Regions from separate parts of the Homo sapiens genome. Here region 2 is linked to region 1. A link is an interaction called in ENCODE POLR2A ChIA-PET data of the cell type or tissue named here. Cell type or tissue: CD4-positive, alpha-beta T cell. All regions are shown on one strand. Links, peaks and the distances in the headings refer to the core of each region. The heading gives the core; the rest is flanking DNA. Region 1 overlaps TENT5C (terminal nucleotidyltransferase 5C). Region 2 has its middle 110 kb from the start of TENT5C.

The links. Peaks named below come from ENCODE experiments on the same cell type or tissue, not always from the same donor. Only the 100,000 strongest peaks of a DNase experiment are listed, where the experiment ranks them.
Region 2: POLR2A ChIA-PET joins it to region 1 with 5 read pairs; 2 of 35 experiments call an interaction of 5 or more read pairs at or near these places.

What each region holds. Positions count from the first base shown.
Region 1 is chr1:117,620,157-117,628,260 of GRCh38, reverse strand. TENT5C (terminal nucleotidyltransferase 5C) reads right to left here. Exons shown (of 2, transcript NM_017709.4): 2 at 1-5,419. The coding sequence starts at 5,392. The coding sequence ends at 4,217. Among named protein-coding and RNA genes, the nearest start is that of TENT5C, 18 kb to the right of the region's middle. In CD4-positive, alpha-beta T cell, for the core only: no CTCF peak of the experiment used is centred there; no DNase peak of the experiment used is centred there.
Region 2 is chr1:117,714,427-117,722,530 of GRCh38, reverse strand. No RefSeq gene overlaps it. Among named protein-coding and RNA genes, the nearest start is that of TENT5C, 110 kb to the right of the region's middle. In CD4-positive, alpha-beta T cell, for the core only: no CTCF peak of the experiment used is centred there; a DNase peak (open chromatin) is centred at 3,310.

The DNA.
Region 1 (8,104 bases), core at 1,459-5,458:
ACCACGAAAGAGGAATCCCCAGACCTCCTAGGCACTAAGAAATATTTCAAAGGCTATGCAAATATAGAACAAAAAGCTTTCAATTTAGTCTAATTGGTATCTATTTTTCATCTATATTAATTTGGAAATAAGTTGCTACCTTAGAAAAATTACATTTTTATCCATTAAAATAAAACACCAGATAGGTTGAGTTTTTTTAAAAACACCCACAGATCTGTATTTAGCTACTTCCTCTTTAGTAGATGGTCATCTCACCTTCCTATGCAAACACACACAAGAATTTGCACCAACTCTCACTAGCCCAGGCAAAACTCCAAGCATTTTATTTAGCTTACACTTCAATTATTTTTTTAAAGTGATAGGTAAACAAGATTTAGGCACTTGAACACACACACGCACACACACACACACACACAGTCTTTTATTTCCTGATCTTAACCTTAGAGTTCTCCACAAATAATCCTGAAAAGTTGCCAGATCTTTAAAAATACCTCTCCTCAACACCGCCCCCCTCCCCCACGACTTGGTCCTCTGATTTTAACTGGTTGAATTGGAATATGTTCCAAAGCGAGCTGTGAAATTCTAGTCTCTGCAAGATTAAGGATGTGAATCTAACCTTGGAAACTGGATTCTTACAAAGTCCACCCAGAAGGTTTTCCCTGACACAGAGCCCTGGTCCGACACCCAGGAAGGAATGGCCTCTATGAGCGTCAGGGTCTCGTCTCACCATTGGATAACTACTTTGCTCTCAAAAAGAGGACATTTGAGCTAAGAATATAGCTGTATCCCAATACAAGGCACCAACCAGTACCAGAAAGTAAACTACAAAGGAGTTATTCCTCAAGTTAGGAAGTTGCTTTTGAGTGGCACCATTTCCCAAAGTCAACAAAGCAGTACTAGTTAAAATCCTGACGTACCATAAGGGTAAGGGGTTAGTGCAGAGGTGAAGCTGAAGAATAAGCAGATTCAGGGTTTTAGCAATTTGATTATTAATGTGTCACCACAAAACACAAGTTCATACACAGCTTGCTGTGACTCAAACCCCAGTGAAAATCAAACTGGACAAAAACTGAAATGCCAAACTACATCTGTAGCATCTATCAGGAACTAAGCATCATCTTCCTTACCCAACTCACCCCATCTGCCAGGTCCCCCAGGTGTGGGCCATCCCACAGGCATCCCCATCAGGAACTCTGATTGGAAGGCATTAGTAATAGAGTTCAGTTTCAGCATTGAAATTATTGAATGAGGAATAATGTGTTACTGCCAAGGTAAGATTTAAAGGGGAGACTAGAGCTCAAGGTCAGGCATCTAGTGCGTGCTATTCTGCCAATGTGAGAGGAAAAGGTACTGTCTTCATCTCACTGATGCTCAACCTGACTCCAAGCAGCAGGCTAGGAGAACAGGCTGCAGACATGCCGAAAGCATCAGAAAAAGAGTCAAATCAGAGTCCCGAAACAAATAAGAGACTGCTTAACTTTAGATTAGAACTTGCATGTGAACTTCAGTGCTCTCTGCTACTGCCAAGTTTCATGTTACTCAACACACACACATACACACACACATAAAATAGGAACCACTGGACTCAGTATAAGCTCAGGGTACCTGGTGCTTGTGTGAGCATTAGGAAAGGCAGGTTTCAGCTAGAGTTTCCAGGGCCCTGAAATTCAAGGTTACCTCGCCTATTCTGAGGCTGGCAAAAGGCTCATAGAGCAAGTAGAGACATCACTAGCCCAGGGGTTGTGTTTTAAAAGTACAGCTTTGGTCAGTGCAGCTTTTAACCCTGATAGCTCTTGAATAGGTCTATTCTCAAACTACAAAAAGATCTGAGCTGACTAAAAAGGTCAGGTGAAGGGACTCCGAGACAACCATGGTGCAATGGTGGCAAAGACTGGGGACTGGGTCTTTCTCGCAACTTCTGTGCCTCCTTTCATTCTCAGAAGAGGACTATTACCAGATGGGGGGGAAAAAACATAAGCAGAAAGAACCCCAAGGACAAACTGGAAATTTAATTCCTTGATGCAGATCTTATCTTCATCTGGTGCCTCATTACCCTGGGCCCCAAGCCTTCTAAGTAGAAGAAATACTGATTTCTGTTAGGCAAGTGCTTATGTTGGTGGCTTCATCACATTTCAAAGCTTTGGTTAAACACATCGGTCATTTTTGTGCAAACACATGCCATTTGACCACCATGGCAGCTTTTTAAGGTCATGAATGACCAGATAGTTTCCAAAGTTGGGATCACTCTTCATTGGGGTTCACTCTTCATTGCCCCACTCTTAACACTGAAGCACACTGGGTCCCCTCAATTAGAACCGGCCTTGACTCAAAGCCACTGAATTAAAATATAACTAAGGCTCACAGGGAAACAGGAGCTGATTACACTAAGAAGTGGCTTCTAGTCACCTAATGTAGCACAACATAGATACCAGCTAAGCCTTGAGTTTCAGTCATGGCTGATCTGCTTTTAAGAGGACCAAGACATCACATTCCAGAATAAACTTGAAAATATACTTTTAGAAAAAAAGGTAAACCACTCATTTTCTACTAAGCTCTTTTGCATTAGGATAACTTCACTGCTTAAAGCAAGGAGAAAACAATCACTCCGGGCTTTGGGTTTTCATAGCCAAAGGAAGGGGGAAAAAAAAGATCAGGAGCATGAATTTGATTAAATCACTTTAGAACCCAAGCTGGCTGGCAATATTGAGTGTCTCTGCCCTGAAGTGATGCTTTCTAAGGGATCCCACAAAACATTTCAAAACACATAATCTCATCTAAATCTACTGGAAAAAGCCACAGTAGCCTAGAACTCTCTCATCTACTAAGCTTTCTTTCAACTACAGATTAACACTGTTTTTCTTCTAAAGTGCAGAATTATAAACAAGTCAAATCTACCAGAATAAGGAAGAGCATTCTCATTCACTCAATTCTTCCCAAATATACTGGAATGATTTCAAAGTGCCTTGGAAGCTCCAATGCACACAAGGCCAGACTTCATGCTAACCCCCCAGCTTCCCCTTCACACAGAGCACGAAGACAGCAGGTTAGATTCTAAAGCAGTTCCACAGGTCACTCAGTTCTACCGAAATTCCTGAATTGAGTTGCTGTCAAACACACCTGGAGAAGGAAGTCACTATTTTTGGAAAAAAAAAAAACGAAAAGAACAAAAACAAAAAATAGCTAAAGTACTCCAGAAGAACAGCTGTGTCATACTTGGAATGTGACCAAAGTGGGTTTCCAGTTAAAACATGGGAAGACCCTCATGTCAGTTACCACAATGACTCTGGACTCAGCACAATCCTCAGTCTTAGGAAGAATAAAACAAAATTCAGCCATGAAAGAGCTGATGAGGAAAAAAGAAAAAAAAGGCAGGGAGCCATTTAATAAGAATTCTTTAAAGAAAAAAATGAACATTCATGTTTCCTATTTACAATTATCCCCTTCCACTACCACCACCACAATTCTAATTAAACATTATGTTCCACATTTTATTTTGTTTTCAAGTTACATTTCAAGAAAAGGTCATTTTTTTTTCCCCTCAGCAATATCTCGCAATTCCTCAGGATAGTACAGCATGTAAACCATAAACCACTTTCAACCAGATCTCAATTCTCCAGCTATTGGCTTTGGTTTATTGATGAATGACATTCTCCACTCCGCTGACAGGGAATAAACATAAGCAATTTAGTCCCTTGAACAAAAATTAAGTCACAAGAGCACCCTCATGTTTACCATTTTCTGCCTGACTAAAATTGGTACAAGAGAAGAGATTATCAGCACAACTTTCATGTAACTGCTGAGAATCCCAAGTGAGGGCCAACACAGCCTACCCGGGCTCAAGTGAGAAAACAAGTAGCTTAGCACTTCTCACGCGCTGCCCAAATTCTCCCAATCTCGATTACTGCACAGAGCTCAACCCCCACGTGCTAATGTTTGGGACATGACATGTTAGTGTCTATCTTGGAAAGATGTGGATAGGTCATGCTTCCTGTAGCGTTTTCCAACGTGGCACTGTAATACGGGTCCTTTGAGGGTTGGCTCATGATACACTGTAGACCCATTCCAATGGGTACACAAAGGAAAAAAAAAAAAAAAAGCAGAATCAGAGCTGAGTTCCCCTTTAAAAGCCAAATGCCTACATCTAGAAGGAGGCTCCCCTACCTGAGAGCCCTAGCCCTATTGGGGTTCCCACTGTGGAAACCCTCAGGTCTCAAGGTTAGTTACAGGGCAGCCAGGTAGGGTAAGGCTGGCTGTAGGTGACTGGAGGATGGGCAACGTAGTAGTTGCTGAAGTTGCCATCACTGACGTAAGGGGCCGGCTGGTAGTAACAGGTGACGTTGGTGGCACTGGGGATGATGTTTTGTTCCGCCAGCACACGCAAGGCCAGGAGGGAGATGAGGTTCAGAGTCTGCCTGCGTTCATGCCCCATGAGACACACGGTGCTCTCGTTCACCACCCTGCGAAGGATCATGAGGTAGTCGTACTTGCTTCTCTCTTCTTCAGCGAAGTGGTTTTGAAGGTAAGTCTCCAACTTCCTCTGCTGTTCAAGGATGTCCGGGAAGTCGATGAAGAACCTGGAGCACATGTAGCGCTCTAGAGTTTTGATTTCTTCCTGGTCTGTGGGCCTGAAGTCCCGCACAAGAAGGTTGCTGTACTTGAGAAGTCCCCCGCCTCTGATTTCTTCTGGGTTCTTGGTGGCGATCAGTCTGTTCTGCAGATGGTCAAAAGCTTCCTCAAAGTCCCCGTACATGCTCTCCCCAATCACGGTGGGGTGGAAGTGCTCAGAGATGGGATTATTGGAACAGTCATAGAAGAAAAGCAAAGAATCCAGGATGATTTGGAAAGAGTCCACACTGAACTCAAACTGACGCCGAATGGAGTCGACAAACTTCAGCTCCACGTTCTTCCCGTTCTTGTTGGAGAGGGAGATCAGGCTCCAGCGGTCAGTGTCCGTGCAAACCTTCACTAGCTTCTGCACATATGCCTCCTTCAGAGTGACTGGACTGATTTTGAGCTTGTTCACACCCTCTGGCAGGAAGTTCAGAAGGGAACACAGAACCACATCTCTAACCAGCTGAAATTCTGCCTCTGTTGGAAGAGCCACATGGAAGATTAGGTCCAGGTCTTTGCAGCCCAAGCCATTGTCTTTGACCAAAACGTGGCCAGCTGCGGAGCCATTCAGCCGGACGTCGTGCACTTTGATGCCTGCCTCCTCCAGCCGACTGCGGACGGTCTGGACGATGTCCTTCAGAGTTATCTCCAAGGTTGGAAAGTTGCCTCGTCCGTGGATAGGTACAACTTCAGTGAGGACCTCATGCAGCCGGCTAACCTGATCCCAGTTGAGCACGCTGAAGGACATGCAATCCCTGGTACAGCTGCTCTCCTCTGCCATCTTCAGGGGATGTTCTGGCTGGGGAAACTGAAAGTGAGGGGTGAGAAGCAGAGTTAGGATTCACTTCTACATGGCAAAGCAGCTCGAGGAACTCACACTGTTTAATCTCTGAACATCTTCCTGTAAAATGGTGATAAATAGCACTTACTGCTCAGTGTTGCCATGAGGACTCAATGAGTTAAATATGTAAAAAACAGTGACACTGCAGAGAAGGACAAAAACACACAAACTCATTCTCTATTACTTTAGATTATTTCATAGTTTTGTTTTGTTTTTTCTGGGTAAGGGTGGAGTGTGCTGAAACGGAGTGTGTTTCAAATGTTCTGAAAACAGAATGTGAGCAAACCATATAGGACCGCAGTAGAATTAGTTACTCCTCCAGCTTTCTGGCTCCCTAACCACATCTCGACCTGGTTGACACCTAGGCTGAAGGTGTCTTATAGTGAAAAAGAGAATGTCTACATTCGTCTAGGCTACAACATTCATACACAGAATATACAACACACACAGACACAGACACACACACACACACACACACACACACACACACACGACTTCCTTCACTCCACAAGTAGATGGATTCTCAACTTTGGGCTACAATCTCACCAATAAGTGGGAATCCATCCCCTTCTACTAGAATAAAGTATATTCCCTTAGCAAAATTCCCATGTTCCTTTCATTTATAGGAGAAGTCTATCCTAACAAGTACTTGTCATCTAGGGTAGAACCAAGGAGTGGTTTTTATGACAAAATTTCGAGTCAACAAAAAGTTAGGTCACCTATGTAGTGGAACCACTCTTCCTAGCAAGGATGCCCAACACAGGACATGGCCAACTTCCCCCGGGCAGTGTGCGCCTTCAAGTGTACTTGGAAAACAATAGTACCTTAAAGCTACCCGAGGAGAATAAAGTTGGCAATGAGTACTAGGAGAAAAACACCACTTCATCTGCTAGGACCACAAAGTTTCCCAAGTAATTTTCAGCTATGTTATACTTACCAAAAAATAAAACACAATGGATCCCTGGAAATCCTAATATATAAAAACAAATACTCATATATTAAAATGTCAAGGTGCCTGTAGAGCCACGAGTCGAATATTTGCTAGATGGATGTAAAACCCAGAACAAAGTGTCAAGGCGCTGTCCTCAGATTTCACTGTAAACAGTTTTCCCACCCCCTCCGCCTTTCTGACTTGCTAGACCCACATAAAACCCATCCCAATGACTTCTGCAGTTTCATTGTTTGGAAGCTGCTGTGTTTGAATACACATCGGCATGCATTCTCCTGGGGTTCCAACATGGATTTCTGGCCTTGCACCGGTGCCAGGGATCTCCTATGGTTGTTACTTGGTTGTCAGGGCATTGCTGGGTACATGGAGATGAGCTCTTCAGGCTCTCCCATCAAGAAGAAGGTGAAAATATGAGCTATCAATACAAGGCAGTGTGTTGTGTAGACAACTCCAGTGGTGGAAATAAAATGTAATATAAAAGTAGAAGAAAGGGTGTCCCTGGTTGGGGTGAACAGGAAGGTCACGGAGTTCACTTATGGAGAGGGGACACAAGCCAACAGAAAGACAACATGAGCTGTTGGTTGGGGCCGAGAGGCAGAAAGCAGCGGGCTGAGTATGTGATCACAGCAGGCTCTGCAGGACCAATCTGGGGATGAGCGCTCTATTGCTCGCTACAGAGTACTCGTGGAGGGGAAGACAAAAGTGCCTCTGAACAGCGTTAAAAAGTCCTAGGCTATCTAGATCATCCTACAAAGCACTCCTAGGTTATGGATCCCAAGCAAAATCTGTGACGAATAATGTTTACTGTGACTGGCATTTGGTTTCAAGGCAGATTTGGGATAGTAGAGTTCTCTTTTTGCCATGCCCTTTAAACACTTAGCAGTTCTTTGTGGTCTCCCATGATTAGCACACAGTACATTTGTGTCCACTGTATGTGCCACACCAGTGGTCCCCAACCTTTTTGGTATCAGGAACCAGTTTTGTGGAAGACAATTTTTCCATGGACCTGGAAGAGGGGAATGATAGTTGCAGCATGAACCTGTTCCTGTTTCACCCTCAGATCATCAGGCATTAGAGTCTCATAAGAAGGGCACAACCTAGATCCCTCACATGCTCAGCTCACACTAGGGTTCATACTCCTAGGAGCATCTAATATGCTGCTGATCTGACAGGAGGCAGAGCTCCGGTGGTAATGCTCGCTCACCTGCCACTCATCTCCTGCTGTGCGGCCCAGTTCCTAACAGGCCACGGACTGGTATTGGCCCGTGGTCAGGGGGGTGGGGAACCCTGAGCTACACAATTAAGTTCTAATAATTACAGAAAGTTACGGGGCTGGCTTTACTGTGACCAGAGCTAGACTATGGTTTGGTGGCATGGGTTTTATAGATTTCAGGTATGTTGGTCTACCTGAAGAAATACAACTCACTTGCTAGTGTGAATCACCTGTTGTGCTTTCAAAGCTCATCTTTATGACACAGGCATGAGAAGTCACACGGAAACCAGAGGCTGTAATGCAAGCAGTACTTGAGATACAAGCAACAATTTTTTTAAAATCTCCAGCAAGAACCTCAATAATGTTACAGAGGAGAATAACTGTAGGAATGTATTCTGACTCAAGTCTTTTTTAAAGGAGTTGTTCAAAAAGACGTCATGTAGGATTAAAGTCAGGACAATGCCTACGCTACAATGGTGGTTCTGAACAT
Region 2 (8,104 bases), core at 1,518-5,517, 94 kb before region 1:
TCTTTTCTTTAAGAATGTTGAATATTGGCCCCCACTCTCTTCTGGCTTGTAGAGTTTCTGCTGAGAGATCCACTGTTAGTTTGATGGGCTTGCCTTTGTGGGTAACCCAACCTTTCTCTCTGGCTGCCCTTAACGTTTTTTCCTTCATTTCAACTTTGGTGAATCTGACAATTATGCGTCTTGGAGCTGCTCTTCTCAAGGAGTATCTTTGTGGCATTCTCTGTATTTCCTGAGTCTGAATGTTGGCCTGCCTTGCTAGATTGGGGAAGTGCTCCTGGTTAATAGCCTGCAGAATGTTTTCCAACTTGGTTCCATTCTCCCTGTCACTTTCAGGTACACCAATCAGACGTAGATTTGGTCTTTTCACATAGTCCCATATTTCTTGGGGCTTTGTTCATTTCTTTTTATTCCTTTTTCTCTAAACTTCCCGTCTCGTTTCATTTCATTCATTTCATCTTCCATCACTGATACCCTTTCTTCCAGTTGATTGAATCGGCTCCTGAGGCTTCTGCATTCTTCACGTAGTTCTCGAGCCTTGGCTTTCAGCTCCATCAGCTCCTTTAAGGACTTCTCTGCTTTGGTTATTCTAGTTATCCATTCGTCTAATTTTTTTTCACAGTTTTTAACTTCTTTGCCATTGGTTTGAATTTCCTCCTGTAGCTTGGAGTACTTTGATTGTCTGAAGCCTTCTTTTTCAGCTCATCAAAGTCCTTCTCCATCCAGCTTTGTTCCATTGCTGGTGAGGAGCTGCGTTCCTTTGGAGGAGGAGACGTGCTCTGCTTTTTAGAGTTTCCAGTTTTTCTGCTCTGTTTTTTCCCAATCTTTGTGGTTTTATCTACTTTTGGTCTCTGATGATGGTGACGTACAGAAGGGTTTTTGGTGTGGATGTCCTTTCTGTTTATTAGTTTTCCTTCGAACAGACAGGACCCTCAGCTGCAGGTCTTTTGGAGTTTGCTAGAGGTCCACTCCAGACTCTGTTTGCCTGGGTATCAGCAGCGGTGACTGCAGAACAGCGGTGGCTGTAGAACAGCGGATCTTGGTGAACCACAAATGCTGCTGCCTAATCGTTCCTCTGGAAGTTTTGTCTCAGAGGGGTACCCGGCCATGTGAGGTGTCTGTCTACCCCTACTGGGGGGTGCCTCCCAGTTATGCTGCTCAGGGGTCAAGGACCCACTTGAGGGGGCAGTCTGCCCATTCTCAGATCTCCAGCTGCATGCTGGGAAAACCACTACTCTTCAAAGCTGTCAGACAGGGACATTTAAGTCTGCAGAGGTTACTGCTGTCTTTTTGTCTGTGCCCTGCCCCCAGAGGTGGGGCCTACAGAGGCAGGCAGGCCTTCTTGAGCTGTGGTGGGCTCCACCCACTTCGAGCTTCCCAGCTGCTTTGTTTACCTCAAGCCTGGGCAATGGCAGGCGCCCCTCACCCAGTCTCACTGCCGCCTCACAGTTTGAACTCAGACTGCTGTGCTAGCAATCAGCAAGACTCCATGGGTAGGACCCTCTGAGCCAGGTGCGGGATATAATCTCCTGGTGTGCTGTTTTTTTAAGCCCGTTGTAAAAGCACTCTATTAGGGTGGGAGTGACCCAATTTTCCAGGTGCTGTCTGTCACCCCTTTCTTTGACTAGGAAAGTGAACTCCCTGACCCCTTGTGCTTCCCGAGTAAGGCAATGCCTCGCCCTGCTTCGGCTCATGCATGGTGCGCTGCACCCACTGTCCTGCACCCACTGTCTGGCACTCCCTAGTGAGATGAACCCGGTACCTCAGATGGAAATGCAGAAATCACCTGTCTTCTGTGTCGCTCACGCTGGGAGCTGTAGACCGGAGCTGTTCCTATTCTGCCATCTTGGCTCCACCCTCTTTGTCTTTTTTAACTGCTGTTGCTTTAAAGTTTGTTTAGTCTGTATATAAGAATAGCTACTTCTGCTCACTTTTGATGTCCATTTGCATGGAATGTCTTTTTCCACCCCTTTACCTTAAGTTTATGTGAGTCCATACGTGTTAGGCGAGTCTCTTGAAGGCAGCAGATAGTTGGTCAGTGAAATTCTTCTCCATTCTGCAATTCCATATATTTTAAGTGGAGCATTTAGGCCATTTACATTCAACATTAGTATTGAGATGTAAGGTACCATTCCATTCATCGTGCTATGTATGACCTGTATACATTGATTTTTTTACATTGTATTTTTGTTTTATAAGTTCTGTGAGATTTATGCTTTAAAGAGATTCTGTTTTGATGTATTTTCAGGATTTGTTTCAAAATTTAGAGCTCCTTTTAGCAGTTCTTGTAGTACTGACTTGGTAGTGGTGAATTCTGTCAGCACATGTTTGTCTGAAGAAAACTATATCTTTCCTTCATTTACGAAGCTTAGTTTTACTGGATACAAAATTCTTGGGTGATAACTATTTTGTTTAAGGAGGCTAAATATAGGGCCCCAATCCCTTTCAACTTGTAGGGCTTCTGCTGAGATATCTACTGTTAATCTGACAGGTTTTCCTTTATAGGTTACCTGATGCTTTTGCCTCACAGCTCTTAAGAGTCTTTCCTCCATCTTGACTGTAGATAACCTGATGACTATGTGCCTAGGTGATGATCTTTTTGAAATAAATTTTCCAGGTATTTTTGAGGTTCTTGTATTTGGATGTCTAGATTTCTAGCAAGGCTGGGGCATTTTTCCTGAATTATTCCCTCAAATGTGTTTTCCAAGCTTTTAGATTTATTCCTTGAGAACATCAATTATTTTTAGGCTTGGTCATTTAACATAATCTCAAACTTCCTGGAGGCTTTATTTTTTAAAATTCTTTTTTTCTCTGCATTGGATTGAGTTAATTCAAAAGCCTTGTCTTTGAGCTCTGAAGTTCTTTCTTCTACTTGTTCAATTCTATTGCTGAGACTTTCCAGTGTATTTTGCATTCCTCTAAGTGTGTCCTTCCTTTCCAGAAGTTGTGATTGTTTTTTATTTACACTGCCTATTTCACTGAAGATTTTTTCCTACATATCTTGTATCATTTTTTAAATTTCATTAAGTTAGACTTCACCTTTCTCTGGTGCCTCCTCGATTAACTTAATAATCAACCTTCTGAATTCTTTTCCCAGCAATTCAGATAATTCTTCTTGGTTTGGATCCATTGCTTGTTAGCTAGTGTAATCTTTTGCGGGTGTTAAAGATCATTGTTTTGTCATATTACCAGGGTTGTTTTTTCTGGTTCCTTCTCATTTGGGCAGACTATGTCAGAGGAAAGTCTGGGGCTCAAGGACTGCTGTTCAGATTCTTTTGTCTCACCAGGTGCCCCTTTGATGTGGTGCTCTCTTCCTTCCCCTAGGGAAGTGGCTTCCTGAGAGCCAAACTGCAGTGATTGTTATTTCTCTTCTGGATGTAGCCACCCAGAGGAGCTACTGGGCTCCAGGTTGGTGCTAGGGGTGTCTTCAAAGAGTCCTGTGATGTGAACTGTCTTCAGGTCTCTCAGTTGTGGATACCAGCACCTGCTCTGGTGGAAGTGGCAGTGGAGTGAAGTGGACTCTGTGAGGGTCCTTGGTTGTAGTTTCATTTATTGAGTTAGTTTTGTGTTGGTTGGCCTCCAGCCAGGAAGTGGCACTTTAAAGAGTGCATCACACGTATGTTTATTGTGGCACTACTCACAATAACAAAGACTTGGAACCAATCCAAATGTCCGTCAATGATAGACTGGATTAAGAAAATGTGGCACATATACACCATGGAATACTATGCAGCCATAAAAAAGGATGAGTTCATGTCTTTTTAGGGACATGGAGGAAGCTGGAAACCATCATTCTCAGCAAACTATCACAAGGACAAAAAACCAAACACCACATGTTCTCACTCATAGGTGGGAATTGAACAATGAGAACACTGGAACACAAGAAGGGGAACATCACACACTGGGGCCTGTAGTGGGGTGGGAGGGTGGGAGGGACAGCCTTAGGAGATATACCTAATGTAAATGATGAGTTAATGGGTGCAGCACACCAATATAGCACATGTATACATATGTGACAAAACTGCACATTGTGCACATGTACCCTAGAACTTAAAGTATAATAATAATATTTAAAAAAGACTGCATCAGTTGTGGTAGTATAGGGAGAATCAGTGGGTGGGGCCATAGAGCTCCCAAGAGATTATCTCCTTTGTCTTTGGCTAACAGAGCAAATAGAGAAAGACCATCAGGTGGGGTGTGTTAGTCTGTTTTCATGCTGCTAAGAAAGACATACCTGACTCTGGGCAATTTACAGAGGAAAGAGGTTTAGTGGAGAACTCACAGTTCATTGTGGCTGGGGAAGCCTCACAATCATGGCAGAAGGCATGGAGGAGCAAGTCACATCTTACATGTATGGCAGCAGGCAAAGAGAGAGCTTGTTCAGGGAAACTCTCCCTTATAAAACCATCAGATATCATGAGACTTATTCACTAATATGAGAACAGCACAGGAAAGACCTGGCCCCATGATTCAATTACCTTTCACTAGGTCCCTCCCACAACACATGGGAATTCAAGATGAGATTTGGGTGGGGACACAGCCAAACCATATAATTCTACCCCTGGCCCCTCCCAAATCTCATGTCCTCACATTTCAAAACCAATCATGCCTTCCCAACAGTCCCCCAAAGTCTTAACTCATTTCAGCATTAACTCAAAAGTCCACAGTTCAAAGTCATTTCTGAGACAATGCAAGTCTCTTCTGCCTATGAGCCTGTAAAATCAAAAGCAAGTTAGTTACTTCCTAGATACAATGGGGGTACAGGCACTGGGTAAATGCAGACATTTTAATGGGAGAAATTGGACAAAACTAAGGGGCTAAGGTCCCATGCAAGTTCAAAATCCAGCAGGGTGGTCAAATCTTAAAGCTCCAAAATGATCTCCTTTGACTCCATGTCTCACATCCAGGTCACACTGATGCAAAAGGTGAGTTCCCATGGTTTGGGCAGCTCCACCCCTGTGGCTTTGCAGTGTACAGCCTCCCTTCTAGCTGCTTTCATGGCCTGGTGTTGAGGGTCTGTGGCTTTTCCAGGTGCATGGTGCAAGCTGTCAGTGGATCTACCATTCTGGGGTCTGGAGGACAGTGGCCCTCTTCTCACAGCTCTATTAGGTGGTGCCCCACTAGGGACTCTGTGTGGTGGCTCCAACCCCACATTTCCCTTCCACACTGCCCTAGCAGAGGTTCTCCATGAGGGCCCTGCCCCTGCAGCAAACTTCTGTCTGGGCATCCAGGTGTTTCCATATACCCTCTGAAATCTAGATAGAGGTTTCCAAACTCCAATTCTTGACTTCTGTGCCCTGGCAAGCTCAAAACCACATGGAAGCTGCCAAGCCTTGAGGCTTGCACCCTCTGAAGCCATGGCCTGAGCTCTACTTTGGTCCCTTTCAGCCAGGGCTGGATCAGCTGTAATGCAGGGCACCAAGTCCCTACACTGCACACAGCATGAGAACCCTGGGCCTGGCCCACAAAACCACTTTTTCCTCCTAGGTCTCTGGGCCTGTGATAGGAGGGGCTGCTGTGAAGATCTGTGATATGCCCAGAGGCATTTTCCCCATTGTCTTGAGGATTAACGCTCATCTCTTCATTACTTATGCAAATTTCTACAGCCGGCTTGAATTTTTTCTCAGAAAATGGGATTTTCTCTTGTATCGCATTGTCAGGCTGCAAATTTTCCAAACTCTTTGCTCTCTTTCTCTTTTAAAATGGAATGCCTTTAACAGCACCAAAGTCACCTCTTGAATGCTTTGCTGCTTAGAAATTTCTTCCACCAGATACCCTAAGTCATCTCTCTCAAGTTCAAAGTTCCACAAATCTCTAGGGCAGGGGCAAAATGCCACCAGTCTCTTTGCTAAAACATAGCAAGAGTCACCTTTACTTCTGTTCCCAAGCAGTTCCTCATCTCCATCTGAGACCACCTCAACCTGTATTTCATTGTCCATATCGCTATCAGCATTTTGGTCGAAGCCATTCAACAAGTCTATAGGAAGTTCCAAAATTTCCCACATTTTCCTGTCTTCTTCTGAGCCCTCCAAACTGTTCCAACCTCTGCCTGTTACCCAGTTTCAAAGTTGCCTCCACATTTTCAGGTATCTTTTCAGCAGCACCCCACTCTACTGGTACCAATTTACTGTATTAGTCCATTTTCATGCTGCTGATAAAGACATACCTGACACTGGACAATTTACAAAGGAAAGAGGTTTAGTGGAGAACTCACAGTTCCACATGGCTGGGGACACATGGCTGGGGAAGCCTCACAATCATGGTGGAAGGCAAGGAGGAGCAAGTCACATCTTACATGGATGGCAGCAGGCAAAGAGAGAGCTTGTGCAGGGAACCTCCCCCTTATAAAACCGTCAGATCTCATGAGACTTATTCACTATCACGAGAACAGCCCCATGATTCAATTACCTTTCACTGGGTCCCTCCACAGCACGTGGGAATTCAAGATGAGATTTGCGTGGGGACACAGCCAAACCATATCATGGGTTCAGGGTTAGGTGTGTCTGAGCTCAGACTCTCCTTGGGTGAGGCTTACCGAGGCTGCTCTGGGGAATGGGGTGTGGTTCTCAGGCCAATGGAGTTATGTTCCCAGGTGGATTATGGGAGCCTCTGCTGCATCATGCAGGTCACCAGGGAAGTGAGGGGAAGCCAGCAGTTACAGCACTCACCCAGCTCCCATGCAGCCCAAAAGGCTGGTCTCACTTCCACTGTCTCCGCCCCAAAAACAACACCGAGTTTATTTCCAGGCATTAAGTGAGTATGGCTGCAAACTTGCCCCAGGCTACCCACCTCCCAGCTGAGAAAGCAAGCAGGGCTGTCAGGTTTTTTGGCTCCCTACTTGCCACAACTTCTGTACTGTGCCTGAACTCCCAATTTGCCCCCTCCCCCAGGTTCTGGCCAGGAAACTTCATGCTTAGTCAAAATTGTTACAAAGCTCAGCTAGAAGTTTCCTTCTCCCTGTGGTCTTTTCCCTGTTCCTCTGGCAGCCCTCCTGAAGGACCCTTGTGAGACAAAGTCAGAAATGGCTGCCATGGGGACCAAGATTTCCCACAGGGCTCTTCCTACTGCTTCTTTTGCCCCAGTATTTTGCTCAGCTCTCTAAATTTGTCTCAGCTCCAGGTAAGGTCAAATCATTCTGTGATCTGGACATTCAGCTTCCCCAGTGAGGGTGTGTTTGGAGGTGTATGATCCCCCTTTCACACTTTGGGCATTCACAGTTTTTTGGCTGTCTCCAGAGGCCTGTAGCAGCAATCCACTCTCTTCAAAGGGTCTGTGGACTCTCTCTGCTTCCCTGGTATATTCCTGCAGTAGTTCTTGGAGCAAAAGTTTATGATGTGAGTCTCCACACACTACTCTGTTCATCCAAGTGGGAGCTACAGGTTAGTGCTGCCTCCTCTCTGCCATTTTTCATCCATTCTATGTCTTCATAATGCACTTTGAATTTTCTGTTATATCTTTATTTACTTTTCTGTATTGTATTTGTGTATTGTCTTTATTTCTTGAACTGTCTTGACAGTGACCTATCTTATTAATCTTTTGAAAGAACCAGGTTTTAGTTTTATTAATCTTCTTCTTGGTTATTATAATTGTAACTCTCTATTTCACTGACTTCTGTCTTGGTTTTTATTATTTCCTATTGTCTTATTTCTGAGTTTTTCTCTATTGCTTCTTTTCTAAATTTTTGAGTTGGTGGCTTAGCTCATTTGTTTTTGATCTGTCTTGTATCCTGATAAATGTATTTTAAACTACACATTTTCCTCTAAATTCCACAGTGTTTTCATTGTCATTTGGTTCTAATTATTTTGTCATTTCTTTCATGAGTTAGTTTTTTAACCCAAGTGATGCTGTTTAGTTTCAGACATGTAGGTTTTTAAAAATAAAATCCTTTTGTTACTTATTTCTAATTTTCTTTCATACGTTAGAGAACACAGTCTGAATGATACTGATTCATTTTATTTATTGAGGCTTCCTTAACTACTTAGTACATGGACAGTTTTTCATGTTTTATGTGTAATCAAAAACAATATGTATACTAAAAATAATATGCATATACACTTATTTATTATATTTTCAGATCTTCTATATCTCTATATTTTATAATTTTTAT